Linked DNA regions of Homo sapiens: region 2 is linked to region 1. The links are chromatin loops, found by intact Hi-C in ENCODE. Cell type or tissue: mammary epithelial cell. All regions are shown on one strand. Each heading gives the region's core, and the rest is flanking DNA. Links, peaks and the distances in the headings are about the cores only. Region 1 overlaps LOC107986734 (a long non-coding RNA gene). Region 2 overlaps ELMO1 (engulfment and cell motility 1).

Region 1 (12,193 bases), core at 5,024-7,523:
AAATAGGGGCTGACAATTTCCTGTGTTCTTTAGACGACTTTGAAAGCTTCATGGGAAGAATGAAGACTATTCTTGGCCTGAATATTTGCCCCATAGGGTGCTGGACCCAGCCAAGCAGGCTTGTATTAGCAAAGGAGGGTCAAGTGAAAAGAGACCTTGTTCTGTGCCAGGCTCCCAAAGGGTAGCCTGAAGCCTTATTGGCCACACGGAACCTCTGTTTTAGATGCTGTTTGTGGACCTGCCGAAATCGAATGCCACTCAGGCTTTCTGAAACCCTTTTGGGGTGGGAAGAGGCAGTAGCTGACACCTCTGAGAGCAGAGGTTTGTGAAGATGTGGCATAGATGAGGAGGCTAGCAGAGGCAGGGTGGTCAGGCATTACCAAGAAACTTCCTTTTTGTTCTCTTTGTTCTCTCTTTGAGGTGGGCCACCCCGCTTAGCTCCCTTTTGTCCAAGTGTGTTGCAAGGGAGCAGCATTTCACCGGGAGATTTGCACGTAAGTAGAGCACAGATTCCCCTGGGTTAGGGGCTGGCTCTCACCCAAGTGTGGGGATACCAAACTAACTTGTTCTGGCAAAGGCATACAACTTTTTTACTCCTCATTTAATTCTGTTGTCTTTGAATTTTTAATGATCTCTTTCATATTTAAATATATGCTCTACTCTAGTGTAGCACAGAGAAGTTCCCTGTGCCTTGGATAAGCCAGTAGTTTTAGGCAACTTGGCAAATGGTGAGTGAAGCAATGAGCACCCTGGCATGGCCTCTGGTGTTAATGTGAGCTGTTTTCCCTGCGTTTCAGAAGTCAGGGAATATATCGGTGGGACGTAGTGGGAGCTGTAGAATTTTTTTTTCCATAGGGATAAATCTCAATGTGATTATACAAATCTCTGGCTTAGCCTGATAAAGTTAAAAAACAAAACTAAATATTTCAGGAACACAGTTCTCTCACCCAGACACAAATGAAATCTTCCTTAGACCTTTGTATTGCTGGGCAGAAGTGCCACAAACTCAAATTGGCATTTTCTGTCTCAAATCTCCACCTCATTAGTGCCTAATTAGACCCCATCCCTAAGAGTCGGGTGCTTGGAAGATGGAATGGAGACCACTGATAAAAATTCACCTTCTGTAGTCTCCATTCAGGTATGATTGGCCCGATTATAGCTCGTGTCCTGAAAAGGACATAGGAGGCTTTTTTCTCCAACTCGTAAGAACTGATGAACTAATCACACCAAATGCAAATGTTTTAGACAGTATATTCAAACTGGGAAAAATACCTGCCTATCAAGGGAGTGAGAACTCACTTTGAAGTCTAAGGGAAGGAAACAAAATTGGAAAAGCACAGCAATAAGCATTTGTGGAGTACTTGCTGTGTGCAAACACAGAGCGTTCACATAGACTCTAAACTAGAGCTCATGAGAAGGCTATGACATGGCCATTTTCACCTCTTCATAAAAACAAGCAAGCTAAAATTTCACTGTGTGATTCCCTAACATTTGTATTTGTTATCCATTTTTCCACAATAAATGCCCCTCAATCCTATCAACAAAATTTAAACCACAACAATCTGTAATAGTAACATTCATTATCTTAGTTTCTGCAGGTTAGGAATTAAGTGGTTTAGCTGGGTGGTCTGGCAGGGTGCGTTGCAGTAAAGATGTTGGCTGAGGCTGCAGTCAACTGTGGGCTTCAGTGGGCCTGGGGTATCTGCTTCCATGATGGCTCACTGACATCACTGGCAAGTTAGTGTTTACCATTTTTTTTTTTTTTTTGAGACGGAGTCTTATTCTGTCACCCAGGCTGGAGTTCAGTGGCGTGATCTCCACTCACTGCAAGCTCCACCTCCCAGGTTTGCGCCATTCTCCTGCCTCAAACTCCTGAATATAGGTGCCCGCCACTGCGCCCAGCTAATTTTTTGTATTTTTAGTAGAGGTGGGGTTTCACCGTGTTAGCCAGGATGGTCTCGATTTCCTGAGCTCATGATCCGCCCGCCTCAGCCTCCCAAAGTGCTGGGATTACAGGCGTGAGCCACCGTGCCCAGCCTGGCAAGTTGATGTTAAGTGTCCTCAGCCCCTTGCCACATGGACCTCTCTCCACCAGGGCTGCTTGAGTGGCCTTGTGACATGGTGGCTGGCTTTCTCCCTGAGCAAGTAATCCAAGACAGAGCAAGGCATAAGCCACATGGCTTTTATGGCCCGGCTCTGAAAGTCACACACATAATTTCCCAATATGCTGTAGCTAATGCAGCTTAGTCCTGTTCAATGCGTGAAGGGACTGTACAAGAGTGGGAGTACTAGAAGGTGGCTGCCACAGTATTTTATCCATTTTCTGGGTAATAGACATCTGTTCATTTTTACAAATAATGCTGCAGTGAATATTTCTATATATATCTTGCCTAAATATTCAAGTGTTTCTATAGGCTTCTGTACCAACATGAACAAAGCCAGCAAATGCATCATTTTTAGGTTCATAAGCCTCTGTATGGGTTTCCTGGATGCATCATGCAGAATGTTTTATTCCCCTGCCTCTTCCCCACTCAGACCAGATCTCTCTAAAGGCCACCTTACATCCCTTATAGTCTCTTGACCAGAGAAGGGAATGGGATCTCTCCCTCTGCCTTAGAGTTTGGAAAGTCTCAGGGAAGAACTTTGACAGCTCCAGTAAGGAGGGTGGTACAGATGTGGTCACTGAGAACCACTGTGAGCCACACAGCACCTCGGATAGCCTGCAAATCTGCCTTCCCCCAGGGAATGGATAAATGAGGTGCCAGTTCTCCAGCCAACCTGGGCCTTTGAATCAGACTCACCCATACCTCATGCACCAGATCCAGGCATAACAGGTGGGCCATCCTGGGGCTTTGGCTATGTTGCTGTCATCCTATACTCCTTTTCCCCACATGCAGGCAGGCCATCATGAGACTCCAAGTCTTTCCACCCCTCCTTGCTGCCCAACCTGGATGTAGGTTTACACTGGCCCCTACTCCATGGCCATGTATACAAACCCTGCATCCCAGCACGTGCTCCCCCTCATCCCAGTGCTGGCTTCCTGCTGGTACCCCCAACAGATTGCCAAATGCCCCTTCCCCATTTACAGACTGTTAAATGGACTTTTCACTTCATATTTTGGCATAATTTCAAACAATTTACAAAAAGGTTGCTGAAAACACTTTTTGGTCTGAACTATTTTTGAGTCATGTGCAGCCTTGATGCGCCTTATACTAAATATTTGTGTGTATTTCCTAGAAACTCTCCCGTAATAACAGTACAATGATCAAAATGTGAAGAAATTTAGTGAGCTTTTAATAAGACTTAAAAACATGTATAGAGCTCTTAGATAATTCAGTATGTATTCATATTTATATACTTTGCATTTTGTATTAAGTTCAAAGTCCCCAATTCAGGCTGTTGTGCTTGCATTTTCCTTCAAATGAATTCAAAGGGGGGTCACCTCAGTGTCCCTGGGCCTGGCCCCCTTTGGTGCCAATAGACCCTGTGGGTTGATTGGATGGAATCAGCAGCAGGATTGACACCTGTCTAGGGGTCAGGCTCCCAGTTCACTTCTCCCTCCATTCTGTGAGGCAGCCTTTTCTTTTCCATCCCTCCCTCCTCTGAGCTCGAGGTCACTGGGGGCATGGGTGCAGGTGCCCACTCTGCACCAGACACGCACATACACTACGCTTCTGCCCTCCAGGACCGCGTGGCCTCAGAGAAACAGGCACGAAGCATCATGAGAGGGACGCTTTTTAGCGCAGGGTCACAGTCTGCAGAAAATCAAGCGTGGTCAAAATCAGTGTTCCCTTCCGAGGGCCCAGTAAAGACTCAAACCCTCAGGCTTCCGTCCCCACGTCCTAAGTGGCACTGGACCCCAGCCTGGGCTCTACGTGTCCCCCGCCCGCGCTGGCCACCTCCGGGTGGACCCTAGGATTCCGTAGCCGCCCCCTAGCCCCGCGCCTGTGGGTCCCTTCTCCGTGGGGCCTCTGGTCTCTTAGGGTCGCCGGGGGCTGGAACCCATGGGGCCACCCTCCGAGGGTCAGCAGCGGCCGAGGCCGTTGCCACAGAAGGTGGCAGCACCTCCTTGCGGGTCGCGAGGAGTGGGCTCCCCCAGGGGGCTTTTGGAGCGCGACCCTGCGACCCACGCCATTCAGCAGTGGGATTTTATTTTGTTTCAGAAATACTCCAGGGCCGTCTAGTCTCTTTCTCTATTTAGGGAAGAGGTTTAAGAATGTTACAAAAGCAACAGACGCCTGAAACAGAACGTTACACCCCAGCATGAAGAAAGCACCCACAGAGTGTGCTTCCCCCAGGGGTTAAGCATAGAATCTCCCCGTGGCCCGCAGTCCCCGAAGAGTAAGGCAAGGACCCAGCGGATGGAGGGGCAGTACGGCACTGTTCCCCAGGGCCCGCGAACAAACGTTAACAGGCTGAATGGTAAGCCAAACGTGGTATTCCCTGCTATGGAATGCTCTTTAGCCTTAAAAAATGTGAGTCTGATGCGTGCTGCCAGGTGGGTGAACTGGGAAAAACTTAACTAAAAGTGAAAGAAGCCAGACACGAAAGGACAAATACTGCATGAGTTCACAATGAAATATCTAGAATAGGCACATTCACAGGGACAGAAAGTAGGTTATGGCTTACCTGGGGCTGGAGGGAGAGGAAAATAGAAAGTTATTGCTTAATAGGTACAGAATTTCTGTTTGGGGAGATGTCATGCCTGCTACTGAATTGTAAGTTAAACATTGGTTACATGGCAAATTTTATATAATATATTGTTTCCCATAATTTAAAAAATAGTGAAAACCCATTGCGTTTACTCCTCTACCTCCCATTCACCTCTTTTAGGCCAGGGGCAATTGAATGACTTAACTGGAGTCATGCAAATGGAAGGCACAGGATTTGAGCCCATCGCAAACCCAGCAGGACCAGTGAGGCACAGCGTCCCTCTGAGCAGCCAGCAGGCGCCTGGGCCTGGAGGGGCTGCACCCTCACACCCCCTCACATCCCTGGGAACACCATAGGTTACTCATCAACTTCCTCATTCTTCTCCCTGTGCTTTCTTTGGCCTGGGCCTGGTCTGGGCCTTAGGGTGCTGGTCCCAAGCTTCCCCAAGTCAGGGAGTGACGGGACTATTCTAGAATCCCATCCTGTCTGTTCCCTGCCCAGGTCAGCACAACAAGAGGGAGACTCTGGTAGCTTCCCAGAGACCCCTCTCTCCTCCTTAGCAGGTGGGGGCAGGAGTCAGGCCAACGTGGTCCCCTCATCTCCAGGAACTTCTCCTGCTTCACTGCAGCCCCTGCCTGTGCCCTGTCCCTCTGAAAGCACAAGCTCACTCTCCTCTCCCACCACTGGTCCTCACCCACTCCTGTCCTCACCTCAGGGCACCAGGCCCCAGGTCCCCACGCTTGGCCTCACCTCCCACCTCCTCAGATGTGTGCATTGCCCAACAGGCACATCAGATGCCGCTTAGGTTGCTAAAGCTTTGGGAGGCAAAAAGCTTGAAGTTTGATACTGTTTTAGAAAAAGACATCAAATCACTTATGGGAAACCAGGATTTGTTGACCTTCATTGCACCTGTGTAGAGTTTAAGCTGGTTTTTCTTTTGAATTGGATAGGTGGGTGGTGGTGGCGCTCATCTTGCAGGGCTGACAGCCCCTATACATGTTGTTCTGGCCCTGGCCAGCCTGCATGCGGGTCAGTCCCTTCTCCAGCTTCTCACTTACTCTCACCAGGGCCTGAACATCACAGGGAGGCCAGGGCATGAGAAGAGCTGGAGAGAGGAGAAGGTGGGAGAGCCCTTCAGTCTGGAGTTTGCTGACTGTGGGATGGGGTGCGGGGCAGAGTGCAGGGCACAGATGGGAATGCTGGGGAGGGGTGGGACTGGGCCAGGGAGAAGCACAGGGGATGACAGATCACCCTAGGGGTTCCCATTTTGGATAGTGGTCAAGGACCACAGACGGCATCAACTCCCTGATGGCTACAGAGGGGGAAGATACAGGCCTGTCCTCAGAACATCAGCCTGGCCATTGGAAGTGGAGCACTGGATTAAGAGTCCCCAGTGACCTCATCATGTCCTTGATGGATGTGGGACCTCTCTGGAGAAAGGCAGTGTCGGCTTGGGTTTGACAGACACTCATGGAAGGACCTCCATGGGTTGTGACTGCACACACTGGGCTCACCATGCTTATTTTGACCACATGGACAGCCTGTTGGTCCCAGCTACTCAGGAGGCTGGGACAGGCGGATGGCTTGAGCCCAGCAATTCAACTCCAGCCTGGGCAAGACCCTATCTCTCAAAAAATATAAATAAATTAATAAAAATATGTCAACACTGTCTGGTAGGTGGTCTGGTTATGGGAATGGGGGTGTGAGTGGAGGCCTTTGAGGCCCCTCCCTGTGCCCTGTCGCCTTCTGTCCATTTAGAGGAGTGTGTATGTGAGGAAGATGAGGCAGAAGAAGCCAAGTATGGGCCCCGACTCCCCTATCAGGTGGGAGAGCTGGGGACATAACTCCCAGTGGGCACCAGGAGGCAGTGCAGCCCCAGCATCAGGCCCTTCCCACAGGGGAGCCCTGGCTTCAGCAGCTGCAGAGGCAGTAAACTCCTGGGGCTAGATCAACGTTTTTGGATTTTAAGAAGTAAAAGACGTTTTGAGGGTCATGAACTTGGTGCAGGTCTTTGCAGTACCAGGTGGACAAACCTCATCTGGGGAAAAAATCGTGAGACCAGGTTCTGCTCTCCAGCTCTGATGAGAAAAGCAAGTTTTCCCTCCTCTCTTTGCCACAGTTTCTCTACTTATCAGATTGAAATGGTGTCTTCCCCACCTACTGCTCAAAGATCTCTCGTGCCATTGATGTGAAACACTTTTCCCATGTTCAAGGTGGCTGGCCTAGTCATTGGCATCCCTGTGGCAAAGAAATGTACCAACGTTATGCCTTTACAAATGGATTCATAAAGAGTCCGTTTTTTTTTTTTCAGGCTGGGCACGGTGGCTCAGGCCTGTAATCCCAGCACTTTGGGAGGCCAAGGCGAGAGGATCACTGAGGTCAGGAGTTTGAGACCAGCCTTGCCAACATGGTGAAACCCTGTCTCTACTAAAAATACAAAAATTAGCCTGGCGTGGTGGCACGCACCTGTAATCCCAGCTACCCAGGAGGTTGAGGCACGAGAATCTCTTGAACCCAGGAGGCGGAGGTTGCAGTGAGCCAGGATTGTGCCACTGCATTCCAGCCTGGGTGATAGAGTGAGACTCGGTCTTAAAAAAAAAAAAGTCTGTTTTTTGGAATTAATTTTCCGTAGATGGAAAGATGCAGCAGATGCGTGATGCTCTGGCTTCCATGGCCACAGATGGCCCGGAACAGTCACTAGCTAGTTTGTCCTCAAAAGAAGTGAGACCCGCAGAGAGTCAAAGTCATCAAACCTGGCCTGCAGGAGACCTCAGCAGCACCTGGGAGCCTCTCAAGTGCAGGGGTGGGGGACAGTCTGTGGCTATCCACTGCTGAATGTCCACTGCTAGGGCCTTCCCTTTACTAGAAGTTTCTATCGCTAAAAAGCAACAATCTCTCAAAGTGAGAGGAGGGAGAAGAAGGATATGAATTTCTGCGTGGCCAACCTGACAACATTTTCTGAAAGAGCTTGGGTCTGTGCAGTCTGAGGAAGGCAGTGAGGCCAGCACAGGACAAGACAACCACAGGATGAATTCCTAGAGCCAGGTTTTGAGCACATCCCCTGGGAGGGGCAGGCAATGCATGCTGGAATAATCCAGTGAGGCCATACTTGCTTACTGAGAGGAAGACTTTGCAGGTAGATGCGACTTTCTAATAGGGCATCAGGTTCTAAAAGTCTATTCCGCCCAGATAATTTATATGAATCTCAACCATGTGCATCAGGTAGGTGCCAGTTCTCACTCGATCCTGAGAAAGTTCCCTAACTTGTTTTTTTAAGAGTCAAATTTCTTATTTGGAGAACACGGATGATTGTCTCTACCTCATGGCATTGTGGTGAAGATAAAATGAGATTATATCTACCAAGCGCCTAGCAGAGCATGTAGGATGCAGTATAAGCTCAGTAAATGTTAGTGTGGCAGGTTGCTGGGTGAGCGACTGTGAAATTTTGGTTGTTTAGTTCAGGGGTCTTTGTTTAAGTGCTTCTGGTAATCCTTGTTGGGTGGGGGCAGAAGAGTGGGTTTGTGGTTTATTAGGGAAAAATGAAAGGTATTTTCCTTCTTCCAGGAAAAGAGCCAGACTTTCCTGTTCAAGGTCTTGACCCCTGTTCCAGCCCCACTTATAGCCAAAAGTAGGAATGAAGATGGCCTTGTGGTTTTAAGGCTGATGCCCTGTCATGGCAAAAAGAGGCAGAACGGATGCCTTGTGTTGTGGAGACTCGAAAAGGGGTGGTGGCCTGAGGCTGTCATCTGTCTCCTGAGGACTGGAGAGAGCCAGCCTTCCCTTCGGCATGGCCTCTGAGGAGAGGTCAGCTGTTGCATACTGTGGGGCCTGCGCAGGCCCAGTGGGGAGGGCGGGGGTGGCCTGGAGCCCTTCTCCTTGGCACTGCCCCGCCAGATGCAGAGGGGAGGCTCAGGAGTGAGTGCTGTGGCTGAGGCTGCAGAGCTGCCCAGGTGGCGTGCAACTTTCCTGCCAGATGTGGGGAGCTGCCCTGACCTGGGACCCCGGATCTGGACCACTGGAGGACCTTTTCAGGGCTGTGTAACCTCAGCCCCCACCCAAGGTTCTTGTGGTATCCATAGGGGGAGTCCTCATGTGCCTGATTTTAAATACGTGCCAGTCTTAGTGGGTAGGAGAAGGAATCCGTTCAAAATAAACCAGAGGACAACACATTTGACATGACTGGCCCCTTGGGAAGAACATGGATAACACTGCCCTAGGTCTTGGGATCTCAGCAAGTCAGTGCCAGACAAAACTGCTCAAGTGATTTTCATATGTGGTTTTGATGTTCTTGACATAAAATGGGCAGAGGCCTGAGGAGTCACAAACTATACACACACACACACACACACACACACACACACACACACACAGCAGCAGCAGCAGCAGCAAGTAAGAAGTAGAATGAGCCAGGACTAAAGCCGAGTAAAATGCAAATATAAAATATACACACAGTGACACCAGACAGCCAGGTACACATCCAGGGATACATCTCAAACATACTGGTGAGGAGATGGGTATGGGAGCAAAAGGAATCTTAAGCAAAAAAAAAAAGCCAGAAGAGGGGTCACGTGCCCTGTCAGTGATGATAGTGTTCCGAGGCTGGGAGGATGACAAGCACAGTTCTCTGCAGACATGGCCCACAGAGGTAACAGCCAGGCAAAAATGGTGGGCAGAAGCCCCAGAGGGTCTCTCCAGATGCCATGAAACCTACAAGAAATGCCATGAGGCTGTGGGGAATTTGTTAGGCACATGGAGCGATTTCCAGGCCTGTGTCTGCCCTTCTGTCCCTGTTGAGTTACCAGTGTTGACTCACACCCTGGCACCTGGATGGATTTGTGTGGGTCGCCTGGCGATCGCGTAGGTTCCTGTAAATACAAACAGCCTAGGTCTGACAGGAATTTCCTTACTGCTTTCCTTCAGAATTGATATTAGAAGTAAATTGCTCTCTTTAAAGTGTTCAACCCTAACATGTCCCACTGGGAAAACTCTCTCTTTTTCTGTGGCCAAACACTATCAGGCTTTGTGAATTTTATAGAAGAACCAGAATTGAGGGCCAGACCTCACCCTGGGAAGCCCTGGCCATGTCTTTAAGTGATGGGGCTTGTCTGTGAATTGTCCTTGTTGGAAAGATGGAGGATAGCTTTAGTGCTGGCCACCATTGCTGGTGACACACAGCCTTATCCAAGGAAGTACATTAAGAACTCAGTGCTTGTGGCCATCAAAGAGATTCCAGTCTCTTTTTGGAGGAACTGGTTAAATCTATTATGATCTAATCAGACAATGTAATATTTTGCCCCTACAAAAAATCCTGCTTTTGAGGCCTTCTTATTGACATTGGAAAATGTAAATGTTACATCTGCTGAAATAATATTTAGCGAGTGCCTTTGCCCAGAACATGAACTGATTAGGGCCAAGCTGAAGCACAAACAAGTCACATAAGAACCTGCTGGGAAGAACTCTGGCAGTAAAAACTGTTTTCCATACCATAGCTGACTGGTTTGCTTTTCAGACCTTGTGAGCCAGAGGAGATGTTCCCAGAATCACACAGTGCAGGAGGCTTGGTCCTGGAAAACTGTCAGGTGGTCAGCAGTGAGTGATGAACGATGTGATCACAGCGGCGTTTCCCAGCCAGGCCTCGTGCAGGGGCCACGCCTTCCTACCTCCTCATACACCCTGGTCCCAAAGTCATCTTGGAAGCACAGGCTCTGAACCCTTATCTAAGGATTAAAGAATAGCAGAAAAACCAGACATTTAGAGGTATTTAGACATTTAAAAGAGCCCATGAAATCCAGGCGGCCTGTGTGACCTTCATTTTCTCCTACGAGAGAGATGCAGGGACTTGGGTGCTGTGCTGTCCCCGAGGCCATGGGACAACCCCCCTACCCCGCAGGAGTAGGGGTGCTCTGTGTGTAGCTGCACTCAGTCTCTCCACCGCCTCCTGTTCCAGGACACCGTCATTCAATAAGGCTAAGATTTTGTTTTTAATGTTCATAAAGCCTCTTAATCCTGAGAACGGCTTGACTGTGCATTGAGTTCCTGAGAACAGGACTAAAATATCTATACAATATGAGTCCAATTATATTTATGGCTAAGCATCCAAATATACCTAGAAAAAAAAAGCTTAGAAGGAAATGGGCCAACATATTAACAGCTTCCCTCCCACCTTCCCCCGCACACAAATGTGATGGTTTTAAGGGAAGTTTAAATGTTTCCTTAAAAACAGCTTTATTGAGATATAATTGATACTGAACTTTGCTTTAAGCAAACAAAAAATGAACATTAAGATTTATTTTTTAAGATTTAGGGTATAAGAAAATGAAATAAAAGGCATCCAGATAGTAAAAGATGAAGAAAAACTGTATTTGCAGATGATATGATCTTATATATAGAAAATCCTAAGGAATCCATGAAAAAACTATTAGAACTAGTAACCAAGTTGGGCAAAATTGCAGTATACAATGACAATTTATATACAAATCAATTGTATTTCTTTTTATTTTTATTTTTGAGACGAATCCTTGCTCTGTCACCCAGGCTGGAGTACAGTGGCATGATCTCCGCTCACTGCAAGCTCCGCCTCCCGGGTTCACGCCATTCTCCTGTCTCAGCCTCCCATGTAGCTGGGTCTACAGGCACCCGCCACCACACCCGGCTAATTTTTGTATTTTTAGTAGAGACAGGGTTTCACCATGTTGGTCAGGCTGGTCTTGAACTCCTGACCTCAGGTGATCCACCTGCCTCAGCCCCCCAAAGTGTTGGGATTACAAGTGTGAGCCACCGCGCCCAGCCAAATCAATTGTATTTCTATACACTGGCAACGAACAATCCAAAAATGAAATTAAGAAAACAATTCCATTTATTAATATAATAAAAAAGAATAAAATACTTAGGAAGTTAATAAAAGAAGTACAAAACTTATACTCTATAAACTACAAAACACTGTTGAAAAATGTTAGACAATGTAAAAAGATGGACAGACATCTCATGTTCATGGATCAGAAGACCGAATATTGTTAAGATGGCAATACTCCCCAAACTGATCTACAGATTTAACAGAATCCCTATCAGCACACACAACCACCCCCTGCCCCCCAGCTGGCTTCTTTGCAAAAATGGGCAAATTAATTCTAATATTCACATAGAAACTCAAAAGACCTAGAATAGCCAAAATGATACAGAAAAAGAAGAACAAAATTGGAGGACTCAAACTTCTGATTTCAAAACCTATAAATCTACAGTAATCAAGACAGTGTGGTACTGGCATTAAGATAGACATATAGATCAGTAGAATAGAACCAAGCATCCAGAAATTCTTACATTTACAGTCAACTGATGTCCAACAAAAGTGCCAAAATAATTCAATCAGAGAAAGAAGAGTCTTTTCAACAAATGGTGCTGGGACTAGATATCCACATGCAGAAGAATGAACTTGGACTCCTAATTTACTAAAAATGGATCAAATACCTAAATTTGAGAGATAAAAAACTCTTAGAAGAAAACACAGGGGTGAATCTTCATTACCTTGAATTTGGCAATGGTT
Region 2 (12,193 bases), core at 6,518-9,017, 1.2 Mb after region 1:
ATGAACTCGGGAGGTGGAGCTTGCAGTGAGCCGAGACCGCGCCACTGCACTCCAGCCTGGGTAACAGAGCAAGACTCTGTCTCAAAAAAAAAAAAAAAAAAGAAAGAAAATATCTGGAAAGATATACATCAAAACTACAAAACTATAACAATGTTTTATTTACATATATAGAAATATGGCTGATTTTTATGTAAATGATTCTGATTACCTACATTTCTGAATTCTCTGTGGTAAGCCCAACTAAATCAAAGTAGTTAGAAAAAACAAACAAAAATCTACCTCATGGAAACAAGGAAGTACTTAAAAATAGAAGGTACAAATAAATATCAAAAATAATTGTGTCAAAAATGTTCTTATATTTTGACCGACCCAAGAATCTAACAATCTGTTCTAAGGAAATAATCCTCAATGTGGACAAACAGTTACTCACATATGTTCATGGAACCCCTTCTTGTAAAAAAAATCATAAATATATAGGAGAATGTTTAGATAAATTTTGGTTCAACCACTTAATAAAATGTTATCTGGCATCGGCCGGGCACGGTGGCTCAAGCCTGTAATCCCAGCACTTTGGGAGGCCAGGGCAAGTGGATCATGAGGTCAGGAGATCAAGACCATCCTGGCCAACATGGTCAAAACCCGTCTCTGCTAAAAATACAAAAATTAGCTGGGCATGGTGGCACGAACCTGTAATCCCAGCTACTCAGGAGGCTGAGCCAGGAGAATTCCATGAACCCGGGAGAAGGAGGTTGCAGTGAGCCAAGATCGCACCAGTGACTACCGCCTGGGCGAAAGAGGAAGACTCCATCACACACACACACACAAAATGTTATCTGGCTTCTGCACGTGATGTTTATCCAGGTGTACTGAGGACACATGGAAATGTTAGGAAATCAAACATAGAGGTCAGTCTCCACTGTGTAAAGGACAGAGTTCACAGAAGAAGAAGAAAGATGCTAACAGTAGCAGTGTTTGCCTGTGGAAGGTGGGACTATGAGTGATTTCTCGTGTGTGTGTTTTCCACAATTTCCTCTCCCAAGTTTTCACCATAGGGATGTGTCACATTGATTAGCAGAAATAAATACTGGTAAAAAGTGGGCCAGAGCCAGGGCCAGGTGTGGTTGCTCATGGCTGTAATCCCAGCACTTTGGGAGGCCAAGGCAGGTGGATCATGAAGTCAAGAGATCGAGACCATCTTGGTCAACATGGTGAAATCCCGTCTCTGCTAAAAATACAAAAATTCGCTGGATGTGGTGGTGCATGCCTGTAGTCCCAGCTACTCGGGAGGCTGAGGCAGTAGAATCGCTTGAACCCGGGAGGAGGAGGTTGCAGTGAGCCAAGACCGTGCCACTGAACTCCATCCAGCCTGGCAACAGAGCAAGACTCCATCTCAAAAAAAAAAAAAAAAACTGGGCCGGGCGCAGTGGTTCACACCTATAATCCAGCAATTTGGGAGGCCAAGGCAGGCAGCTCACTTAAGGTCAGGAGTTCGAGCCAGCCTGGGCAACATGGAGAAGCCCCATCTCCACAAAAACTACAAAAATTAGCCAGGCATGGTGGTGCATTCCTGTAATCCCAGCTACTCAGAAGGCTAAGGTGGGAGGATAGCTTGAGCCTGGGAGGCAGAGGTTGCAGTGAGCCAGGATTGCACCACCGCACTCCAGCCTGGGTGACAAAACGAGACTCTGTCTCAAAAAAAAAAAAAAAAATGTGTGTGTGTGTATATATGTATATATGACATATATATTTATATATAGATACATACATGTTTATATATGATATATATTTATCTATAGATACATATATTTTATATATTATATATAATTTATATATAGATACATATATATTTTTTATATATATAGGAGATATATATATATATATATATATATATATATATATATATACACACACACACATTTAAAGAGTGGAAAGAAAAAGTTCATGAAATCAAAATACAAAACAAAACATTGCAGATGTGTGCTCAGACCCAAAAATGGAATTTTTGTGAGGGATCTGAAGAATTCAACCTGATAATTACCCCTTCGCTGGGTTTGTATTACCTTGTAAAGTAAAAAATTCTGAGGACTTCCTGAGTACTTTGACCACTTCCCCCCTGGATTCTTGGTGAGGGGGGAGGCTCAAAGAGGCCAAGCTGACTCAAAACCCCTGTACCAGGTGGGGCTACGCAGCCCAACCCGCACAGTGATTGTATCCAACCAAGGCCCCCTGGCTCTCTATGATCTGCCTAACATTTTCCCAGAACTCTCCTTTAAGATGGAGGTAATTTTTTCTAACACGTAAACTGAATAAGAACAAAAAGCCGTTATATAAGCAGGGATGGAGGGAAGGCAGCCCAGAGCGGTCACCCCTCGGGTTAAGGAGGTGCTCTGCCAGGGGTTATCAGAGAGTGACACGGAGGCTGGAGTCACCACTCGGGGGGCTCCCTGCAGGAGCTTAGAGGCACAGCCTCCTTGGTAACCGGCAGCCTTCCGCAGCACACTCATACTCAGCACTAAAAATAAGGCAGCACTATCTATACAGTGTGAGTCACTAGGAAACGGCGAAAATAGGACTGCACCAATGGCCTGCTACGGGAAGAGTATCAATTGTGTTTCCCAGCTCTTACAAACAAATCAGAGTCCCTGCGTGGCGGGCCATCCTCTTTCCAGTTTTCTCTTATCACCATTTTCTCTCCTGCTGGCAGATGAGCACACACATGCACACACACTTGTGCACACACATGTAATACATGTACATACACATAAACATGTGACTCTAGTACACACTTAGAGAAGAACCCACTCTAGGCTTCAGCAAATGATCTCACCCGGTGCTGCCTCAGCAACTTGTCCCTCTAAATACATCTCACTGGCACTTCTCATCCAGAATGCTCTGGAAAGCCCTGGCTCTCCTGGAGAAATTCTCCAGAACAAGCACAGAACTTGACACATGAAGACTGGAGTCCCATGTGTCACACACTCGATGTATGTCCTGGCCAGTTTATTCTCTGCTCTATAGTTTCCCAGCTCCCCTTTCATTAAAATAGGCTAACAAAACACTTGCCAGGTTACTGTAAATCTCAAGCAAATGTTAACTTGTGCTAGGTATTTGTATTTCCATTGGCCTTCTGGCTATCTCCAGCTGAAAAGTCCTGACAGTAATTCAAATGTCCTTTATCCTAAATGGAACAAACCAGCCCCTTCCCAAAGCTGCATCTCCTATCTGCAGAAAGAGCAACCCAGCTTCCCGGCCACACAAGCTGTGCAACACTCCCCATATCCAATCTGTTACCAAGCCCTGTGCTCCACACCTTTTCTTTCACATTTGTTTTCTCCCTTTCTATTCCCCTTCTATTTCTAGTTTCGGCCAATATCACCTCCAGCCTCTTCCAACTTCCTGCCATCTTTTTACTACCACCGAAGTGAAATCCTCAGCTTTAACTGCATTATTTCTTAACTTACAAATTATCAAATATCATCCAAACACCGCAGCACATAATATTTTATGGCCCAGCCTCAAAGGAGCAGAAATTGAAGGAAACTTCACATTCTTCCACTTTCCACTCCTTGTTGGTCACCCACGCTCCTCCTCCTCCCCAGCTCACTCATGTCCAAATGCTCCCTATTCTTTAAGGTTCATCTTCAGCGTCCTCTCCACTGTAAAATCTCATGGAGTCCTCAAATAAATTCTCCTTATCCATTTTTGGAATTTCAGAAACACTTTATAGTCTATTTGTATGATTCTCATAGCATATATCAACTTCTACCTATAAGTAAAGGTGTCTCCTTTCTTGAACGGTAGAATCCTTAATTGATCTATTCATTCATTCATTCAACACACACTTACCATATGCCTATCCAGTGGCAGGAACTGTGCTGGGTGCAAGAGATGCAAAGGTGTGCTAAGTAGACAAGGACCTATCCCTCTGGTGGGACATCAGGCTAATAAGCAAGTACAAACTACGTGCTGAAACGGGGGTAGGACCTGGACTGGGAGAGCTCCCAGCAGGCTCCCTGTGTCTAGTCTAAGAATACAACACACTCAGTTCTGAACTGAGAATTGTAGAGGACAGGGGATGAGAGTGCCAGGAGAGAGAACAGCACACATGAGGTCCAGAGTGATAAGGAGTTCACTCAACAATCAATTCCATGAAGGCCTTGGCTTCTCCGATTCATCTTTGTGACTAGAGAGAGGCCTGTCCGCACACTGCCTTAAATATCATAAATGCTCATAAATGTTGGTTGCACGAACAAATGAATCAACACATTAGTCTCTTATTTTTAGTCTAGATTAAACTCCAACATGACCCTATTGCCTGGCATGATCCGTTACTATCAAAGTGCTCTACAGGTGACCGATGGGACGCCATTCTACAGTGAGCCACTCAGATAGATGGAAGAAATCCACAGGCCCCTGTCTCACACCTTGGATGCCTGTTTGGATGCCCAGCCATGCCCAGCTGGCTGGAGGCGGGGCTCCCTGCACTGAGCAGCAGTTGCAGGAATCTGTGATGCTTTCCCAAAGTGAGGAAGAACTGTACCTCCTCCCAGAGCTTTCCTCTCCGAAAAAGCTGGCGTGGCTCTTCTCCTAACAGACCTGGTCCCAGACGGACCACCTCCAGTAGATGCCCCTGAACTTTAAAAGCTGTACTGCAGAGGCCTCCCTCTTCCTGGTCTCCATTTTCCAGCCCTTTCCCTTTGCCCTAATGCTCATAAGTCACAGGGAAGGCTGCAGTGGGAATGAGGGAGAACCCTTCAAGAAACAAGGAAAAGCTTTAGTATATGACATCACAGATAAATATATTAAAGGGCTGGGGGGATGGAGAGAACCAAATTCAAATCTGCTAACTTCAGGCTCCATCTATGAACAATAGAAGGCAAAAAGTGAAGGCCGATTTCTGGGTTATCATGAAGCAGGAAGATGAGCACTCAGGACCTGTCATGAAAATACTTGCTTTCCCTCACTGCTTTGCCCTGGTTATGAAGCAAGGTCATCAACAAATGAACAACATCAAGAAGGCAGGCAGAGGCTCAATAAGCTGAGAATGGAGACAAGGCCTCTTGGATTTACCTGAATTGAATGTAAAGAGCGACTGAGACCTTGTAGACAGCATGTTCCCTTTTCCTTAAATAGCAAGACAGCACAGCCTCGAGGCTGAGGTGGGGGAGGACTGGCGTCAGGGTGAAAGGGGCCAAACACTGGCCCTGCCACTTGCTTGCTGTGAGCATTTGCGAAGGATTTATAGCATCCCTGGAAAACTGGAAGCACAATTTTGCTTTCTACCCCCAGATAGAAACGTGGCCTTGCTCCTGCTGGGTTTAGCTTGAGATTCAGGAAGGACGATGCTCTGTGCATGTTCCCTTAAGAAGCAGCAAGTGGATAGTTGGTGTGTGGTCTTCATTAGTGGGAATACCATCCTGAGTGTGGAAAGGCCACAGTGAGACAAGCATTTGGTGGCTTTCTCAAGGACTCCAAGGGAGTGGGGGGTGTCCTTGGCATGGGAGGCTAGAAATAAAGCTTCACTAAGATCTGCTACTTTCATCTATTTCACTGCCTTGCTCCCATGAGTGTCTGAACCTGCGACTAAACAACTTGAAAACAAAAATTAAGTCTGCATATGTCTCCTTGTGCTGCTGAAACACTGCAGCTATTGTGGGCAGGTTTCAAATCTTCTGAAGCTGTAAGCCTCTTTTTATTCGTCTCTAAAATAGACATAATAATCCTTGTGTCTTGTGTCTTGTGGAGACAGAATGAGATACTGCATATGGGAACTTTCTGGCTCAGGTCCCAAAGAGTCCCCTAGACACTACTGCTGCTGGGTGTGGCCACTGCAGCTATTTTCTGCAGCTATTTACTGGGATAAGACCAGTAGAAACCCTAGCAGGCAACCTAAAAATGATAGATTCTCAGCAGTCTAGCCAGTTTGGTAATGTAAACATTTAAAGAGGAGGGACAGGAATAACAAGAAAGCAAAGGGTTAATAAATACCCCTTACCCTTTTAACCATGTTGTCCCAAGCACCATCTCGGGAGTGTGCACCACTTCTCATTGGAAAGTTTGTAGGTTTGCAGAGTTCATGGAAGATTCTTCCTGCTCCTCTTTCTCTCGTCTTCAGAATGAACAAGTGCAGGAAGTATGCAGAGATGCCCGCACAGGGCCAGTTCTTATGTAACCATGTGATTCTCAAATTGGTTCTTGTCCCTTCCCATTGGAAAGGTTTTGACAGTCTTCCTACACATACAAAATGCCATCCCCAGAATTAGAATCCCACGCCATGAAGCCAGCTCCCAGCATAAAAATTACTTCCCGGCAGACGTGAAACAGACATGTCCGAGTCTGGACGTCGTGCTCACACCTCCTCTCCCGAGGTCACATCACACTGAATTCAGAGGTAGGAAGGGCACTGTGACAAATAGTCACCACTTGAAAAAATGGAAAACAAAATAAAAAGTACCACAACAGCACACTGTCTCAGGAGAAAGGATAAAGATAGAAGGCATGCTAGCTTTGCGTGGAGCTGATTGATGGCCATCAAAAGCAGGTCAATGGGAAGCAGGTAACTGGATCACAGGACTCTTAACTGGTCATTCCTTCCCTCTCTTGCCTGCACCCCAGAATAACCAGCATGATTCTCAGGGGTGCTTTGATATGATCCTACTAGAGGCAAAATCACGAGTACAAGCACCTACAGAAAATCATCAGAGGAAGAGGTGCTGGATGCCTATAACTACCTTTCCCAGGTACCAGGACCCCATCACCACTCAGCCCTGCCAGACTCTGGTGGTCCTCTGTCCTAGCACTGTCCAGCCTAGGTCCAAGGCACTCTCCAAAGGGTATCGTGGATGGAGTCATCCAATTGAAAAATGCTTCCTGTCATGGACAGTAATATTGATTTAATATATGTTGTGGTTTTGAGTCTTATCTGCTTTTGAAAATCTGCACAAGAGCAGGCAGCATAAGGACATCCTCGGCCATGTGCCTACATGCTAATTCCTGAGTAGCAAAAATACAGAGCAAAAAATCCACCGCTTCCTTCACTAAAGAGGCTCTTTGAGGGGTATAAAAGTCCTGCACTGCTAAGCACTCTTACGAAATTCTCTAGAATTCATGGACTTTGGGATATGCCACTCCTGACAATTAACTGTTTTTGAAGCCATGTATTTCTACTCTCAGACCCAGCTGGTTATAGTCAAATGAAGAATGTCCCCAGTCATCTGGGTTACTGTAAATGCATTCTGCAGACTCATTTCCACCATCAGATCCAAATGACAATCATCAATTGTAAAAACTTACTAAAACTGGCTCCATGCCAAGGCTTCTCAGAACTTAACATCAATTAACTCATTAATGTCCATAACAAGCCTGGGTGGGAGATACGACTATATCCAACTCACTAATGAGGCAAGAAACACTTAGGTAAATTGTTCAAGATCACACAGCTAATGAGCAATGAAGCTGGGATGCAAAACCAGGCAGTCTGGCACCAAAGGCTGCACTCGTAAAAGCTATGTTTTATTAGCCTCAAACACAATTGACTTGCTTATACATTACGAGACCCTGACGTTTCTTTGCCCTTGGTTCCCTATGTGTCACCCTTGCACCTGCTGGATGGTGCCCTTTTGCTCCAAAGCGCCATGTGCAAAGAAAGGATGCCAAGGAAGTTTGCACAATACACTCAGGGACGAAGGATTGACACTGTTTAATATGTTGCCTCTCCTTCCGCCACAGCCAGGGGACAGAGTTATTGGAGATTTTGAGCTAAAAGGGGGAAGGAGGAAGATTCTGGCTGGAAAAGCATTTTTCTGAACCTGCTAAACTTACCCACTTAGAAGAGTCCCCACTAAGTCCTCCACTTCATGAACACATCAGAGCTGCTCTTTATTGAAGTGCCATCAGCCTGCAGAGTTTCTCACACACATGCCTTTGATAGGCGCGCCCCCTAGTGGACCAGAGAACAGATTCAACCCTAACTGCCCACAAATGTCCCTCCTAAGGCACCACAATGCGTGCTAAATAGGAAAGGAGTTTGGAAAAACAGGACTGGAAGAAACCTGTCTCTTCACCTGGTGTTCAATAACCATTCCTGAGAAATTGTGTCTGGAGTTAAAGTTAATTACCGTAAAAAGTAAGAAGAACGAAGGTCAAGTATTATCATGGTAATGAATCATAGGTCATTTGTTTTTAAAATTTTTCCCTTAAAATAGTTCCTCTAAAAATATGAAAACGGGCTGAACATGGTGGCCCACATCTGTAATCCCAGCATTTTGGGAGGCTGAGGTGGGAGGTGGAGGTTGCAGTGAGCCATGATGATGCCACTGCACTCCAGCCTGGGCAAAAGAACAAGACCCTGTCTCAAAACAAAACAAAGTTTTAAAAGTACAATTATTCATGCATCCCCTTTTCAGAAGGAGTCCACAGGTCATGGGTGCTTCTGAAATTAGATTACTCCCAGCAATAAGTACTCCTCCTTGCTCCCTCCCCATGCCGGAGTAGGAAGAAGGGAGTAACATATCCCATACGAAAGTCACCAAACAGATGGAAATGGTGGCAACAGCACATGCCTTGCAGCAAGAGCAAAACATGGGCCAACTCTTCACCTGAGACAGTGACAGAGAGCTTGTGTTAGGACTGTCCTTAGGGGCCCCACTGCACCAGTTTGGATGTCCTTTCTCAATGCAGCTGACAGCAAAGGTGGATCACAGAAGAAAGATCTGCAAGTATTCTAAGTGGGAGTTCTTGATCTCTCTGCACCCCTAGGAAGTATGATGATGCTACACTGAAGTGGAAATGGCCCCACGAGACCTTGAGTTATCTGAGAAGAGCCCACTGTGCAGAGGCCCTGCCCCATGACTTAATGTGCTTGGTTCACTTGGTTCAATGACAGGAAATAAACCTGATCTTCTTCAGTTTTTCAAGAGAGCTTTCCAAAGCTAACCTTTTCTTTCCTACATGTGCAGCTACAACTTGTTTTTTATCCCCCCACAGACAGATAGGGTTTCGCTCTGTTGCCCAGGCTGGAATTCAGTGATGTAATCATAGCTTGCTGCAGCCTTGACCTTCTGGGCTCAAGAGATCCTCCTGCCTCAGCCTCCCAAGCAGCTGGGACTACAGACGCATGCCACCAGGCCAAGCTAATTAATTTTTTTTTTTTTTTTGTAGAGACAAGAGTGTGACTTTATTGCCCAGGCTAGTCTTGAACTCCTGGCCTCAAGTGATCCTCTCTCCTCTGCCTCCCAAACTGCTGAAATTATAGGAGAGAGCCACTGTGCCCAACTAGCAGCTACAACTTTAAGACAACTCTGCATATAAAATTAAACATGAAGACAGTGCATGCCATTCTCTCTGTCATTTGACCAAAAGCATCCAAGAAAGACAGCACAGAGGCAACCCTGAACATGTACAGGCAGGGTGCTGGCAATCCTCTCTTCACCTGTGACGAATGGGCCACCTGAAAAGGATGCCCACCTGCCAATCAGTGAAGTGTGCAACCAAACTCCCTGACAGTTTTTGCTTGACCCATCAGCAGCTTCATAGGCCACCCACTTTCGCTTCTCTTCCCTTTTAAAATTCCCCTTTATGGCCAGGCGCCATGGCTCACACCTGTAATCCAAGCACCTTGGGAGGCCAAGGCGGGTGGGTCGCTTGAGCTCAAGAGTTTGAGACCAGCCTGGGCAACATGGTGAAATGCTGTCTCTACCACAAATACAAAAAAATAGCTGGGCCTGGTGGTGAGCGCCTGTGGTCCTGAGGTGGTAGGATAGCTGGAGCCCAGGAGGCAGTTGAGCCGAGATCGCACCACTGCACTCCAGCCTGGGTGACAAAGTGAGACTCTGTCTCAATAAAAAAAAAAAAAATACAAATAAAAATAAATTCCCCTTAATATTTTTAGGAGTGAGGAAAGAAAAGTTAGAGATAAAAAGAAAAGAATGCTCAAGAGGCTCGAATGCTCCCTACCATTAAAACAGAAATCTCAACAGTACCTCTGAACATACAGCTCCAGAAATGGCTACTGTTTAAAAAATTGAAAAATGATTCTAAAAGATTCTATTTACCTGAGAACCACATGTCAAGAGTCAGATCAAACTTCCCCATACAGCTTTGCATAACTCCCCACCAATGCTGGTTCACTTTAACTCCCTTTACTACCCTGCCCTCCTCACGTTATTACTGTCACATATTTTAATAATGGGACAGTACTTTCAACCCCCAAATACATTATTATTGTTTTTACAGCCAACATTCATAGACTTTCCATTTCCAGTGCATTCTTTCCTATATTTCCATGTTAAAGCAGAAAGCAAAAATTGCTTGCCCTACTTAAAATACTTTCATGACAGAGTAAGGAAAAATAACTGGGAATGAGAGTTGGGAGACTCAGGTCCTGGGAAAAAGCCCATCTGCCATGAACATCAGGCAAATCCCATTTAATAGGGGGGCCAGTTGCACATCCAACAATGCTTCTAGTTCCTACCGGGTCCTGATGAAAGCTTTAGAGCCCTCTAAGGAGACCCCAAGAACCCCTGTCTTGGCCTTTAAACTTTAAACAACTTCAAACGTTTCAGGCTTATAAGCAGGGTTGCAACGTAACAGAATGTCCCAGCAGCTGGTCAGCCAGAGTTCAGGGGACTGGCTGAGAGCCAATGGCTGTGTGTTTGCGCCATCTGGTGGCTATTTCTGCTCTGGTTCACTAAGGAATTTCCTGGCTTGTTGGGGCCAGGGATGCCTCAGAAGTTATTAGAACTGAGGTCTGCAGCATTTCAGATAGGAAAAGAGAGAGTCCGGTCTGATCAAAGTGTCAAGGAGGCTGACAGTGTAAGATCTGGTCCCTGAGGAACAGGCACATCTCTGTGAGTTCATGCAGCCTGAACCATCCCAGGTAATCCCTTTACCCATGTCCCCCAAGGATCCTTCAGGTGAAAGGGGCTGACTGGGTCTGGTGGACTGGCTAGGACTGGCAGAGCTTCCCTGCAGAGCACCCCGGGACCTCCTGCATTCTATATAGCTATAACTGTATAAGATTTCAGTAAATGTGTGTTTTTAAATATACTGTTATTTTACTTTTAGGTTTATGGGTTAAATCTAAAATGTATTTGAAAGCAAAGTACTTGTTTCAGAATACTATCCCAGTTATTAATAAGGGATATAGGGAAAAGTGATTCGATTGACAAAAACCTGCATTATCTTGTGCTTTCCAGAGATGCTCTGTGGCAAAAAGAGAATACCACAAAAATTAAGTGAATGTCAAAATTTAATTTCTCCAATTCCCATAAATGTATTCTAGATTCTTACTAATGCTGTCCTTGTACTCCAAGAGACTGCACCACATTCTTAGTGATGAAAGCCTATGATAAAATCACACTGGGATCGGTGCTGAAATATAAGGCAAGTCCACCATAGACTGGCTTCTCTTCACCTAGAATGATTTTTCTGAGAATTCACCAGGTTTTGGGGATGCGGTATTTTGGTATAGCAGCCATTTCAAGGCAGTTTCTGGCTTTAAAATAAATGAATTGAAACACAGTAAGTTATAATACTTCCCCTGTGAATTCCAACATGGTACTACTGAGCAGTACTGAATGATCTGTAGAAATTATTTAGCTTTTCCTTCTTACTGTAATTTATACTTCCCTCAGGTGGCCATTTTTCCCCATCAGAGAGAGAATATGGGGCCAGGCCATAGTGCAGGAAAAAAATGAGCCACCTCTTTTTCAGGGTTTGTGGGTCAAATTGGTCCCAATGGCTTAGGATGTATTTCAAGGGTGAGCCTGTTGATGTCTCAGTGTTTTCCATCTGAAAGACAAAACCGCCCATGGTTTTGGTTTGTTTCTCCCCCTCCCCAAGAACCCACAACTGTCCCTGGACCCTGCTGATCGGAATAGTTGTGCTCACTAATGCAGTAGCAGAAACAACCCCTCCCCAAGAACCCACAACGGTCCCTGGACCCTGCTGATCAGAATAGTTGCACTCACTGATGCAGCAGCAGAAACACTAGTTTTCCTCCCAGACCACAAGGAGGACCAAGAAGGTCAGATTTAGTGGCCTTTATTGACACATTCTCGAAAACCTGGACCCTTGCCTGTCCTCCTAGACCACAAAGAGGACTGAGCAAAATTGTATTTAATGGCCCTTACTGACACATTCTCGAAAACCTGTTAGAGTCTTAAGCATTCTCCCGTTAGTATTGGGACCTTAC

What was found. Peaks named below come from ENCODE experiments on the same cell type or tissue, not always from the same donor. Only the 100,000 strongest peaks of a DNase experiment are listed, where the experiment ranks them.
Region 2: a loop joins it to region 1, with 22 times the contacts of the local background. A loop is called at or near these places in 2 of 110 quality-filtered maps.

The regions. Positions count from the first base shown.
Region 1 is chr7:35,978,836-35,991,028 of GRCh38, forward strand. LOC107986734 (a long non-coding RNA gene) reads right to left here. Exons shown (of 3, transcript XR_001745010.1): 2 at 10,138-10,370. Among named protein-coding and RNA genes, the nearest start is that of EEPD1, 170 kb to the right of the region's middle. RefSeq lists a silencer at 6,441-6,490. In mammary epithelial cell, for the core only: a CTCF peak has its summit at 6,513 (motif pointing right); no DNase peak of the experiment used is centred there.
Region 2 is chr7:37,191,106-37,203,298 of GRCh38, forward strand. All of the region lies in intron 13 of ELMO1 (engulfment and cell motility 1), which reads right to left. Among named protein-coding and RNA genes, the nearest start is that of ELMO1-AS1, 200 kb to the left of the region's middle. RefSeq lists an enhancer at 7,914-7,973. In mammary epithelial cell, for the core only: a CTCF peak has its summit at 7,942 (motif pointing left); a DNase peak (open chromatin) is centred at 7,936.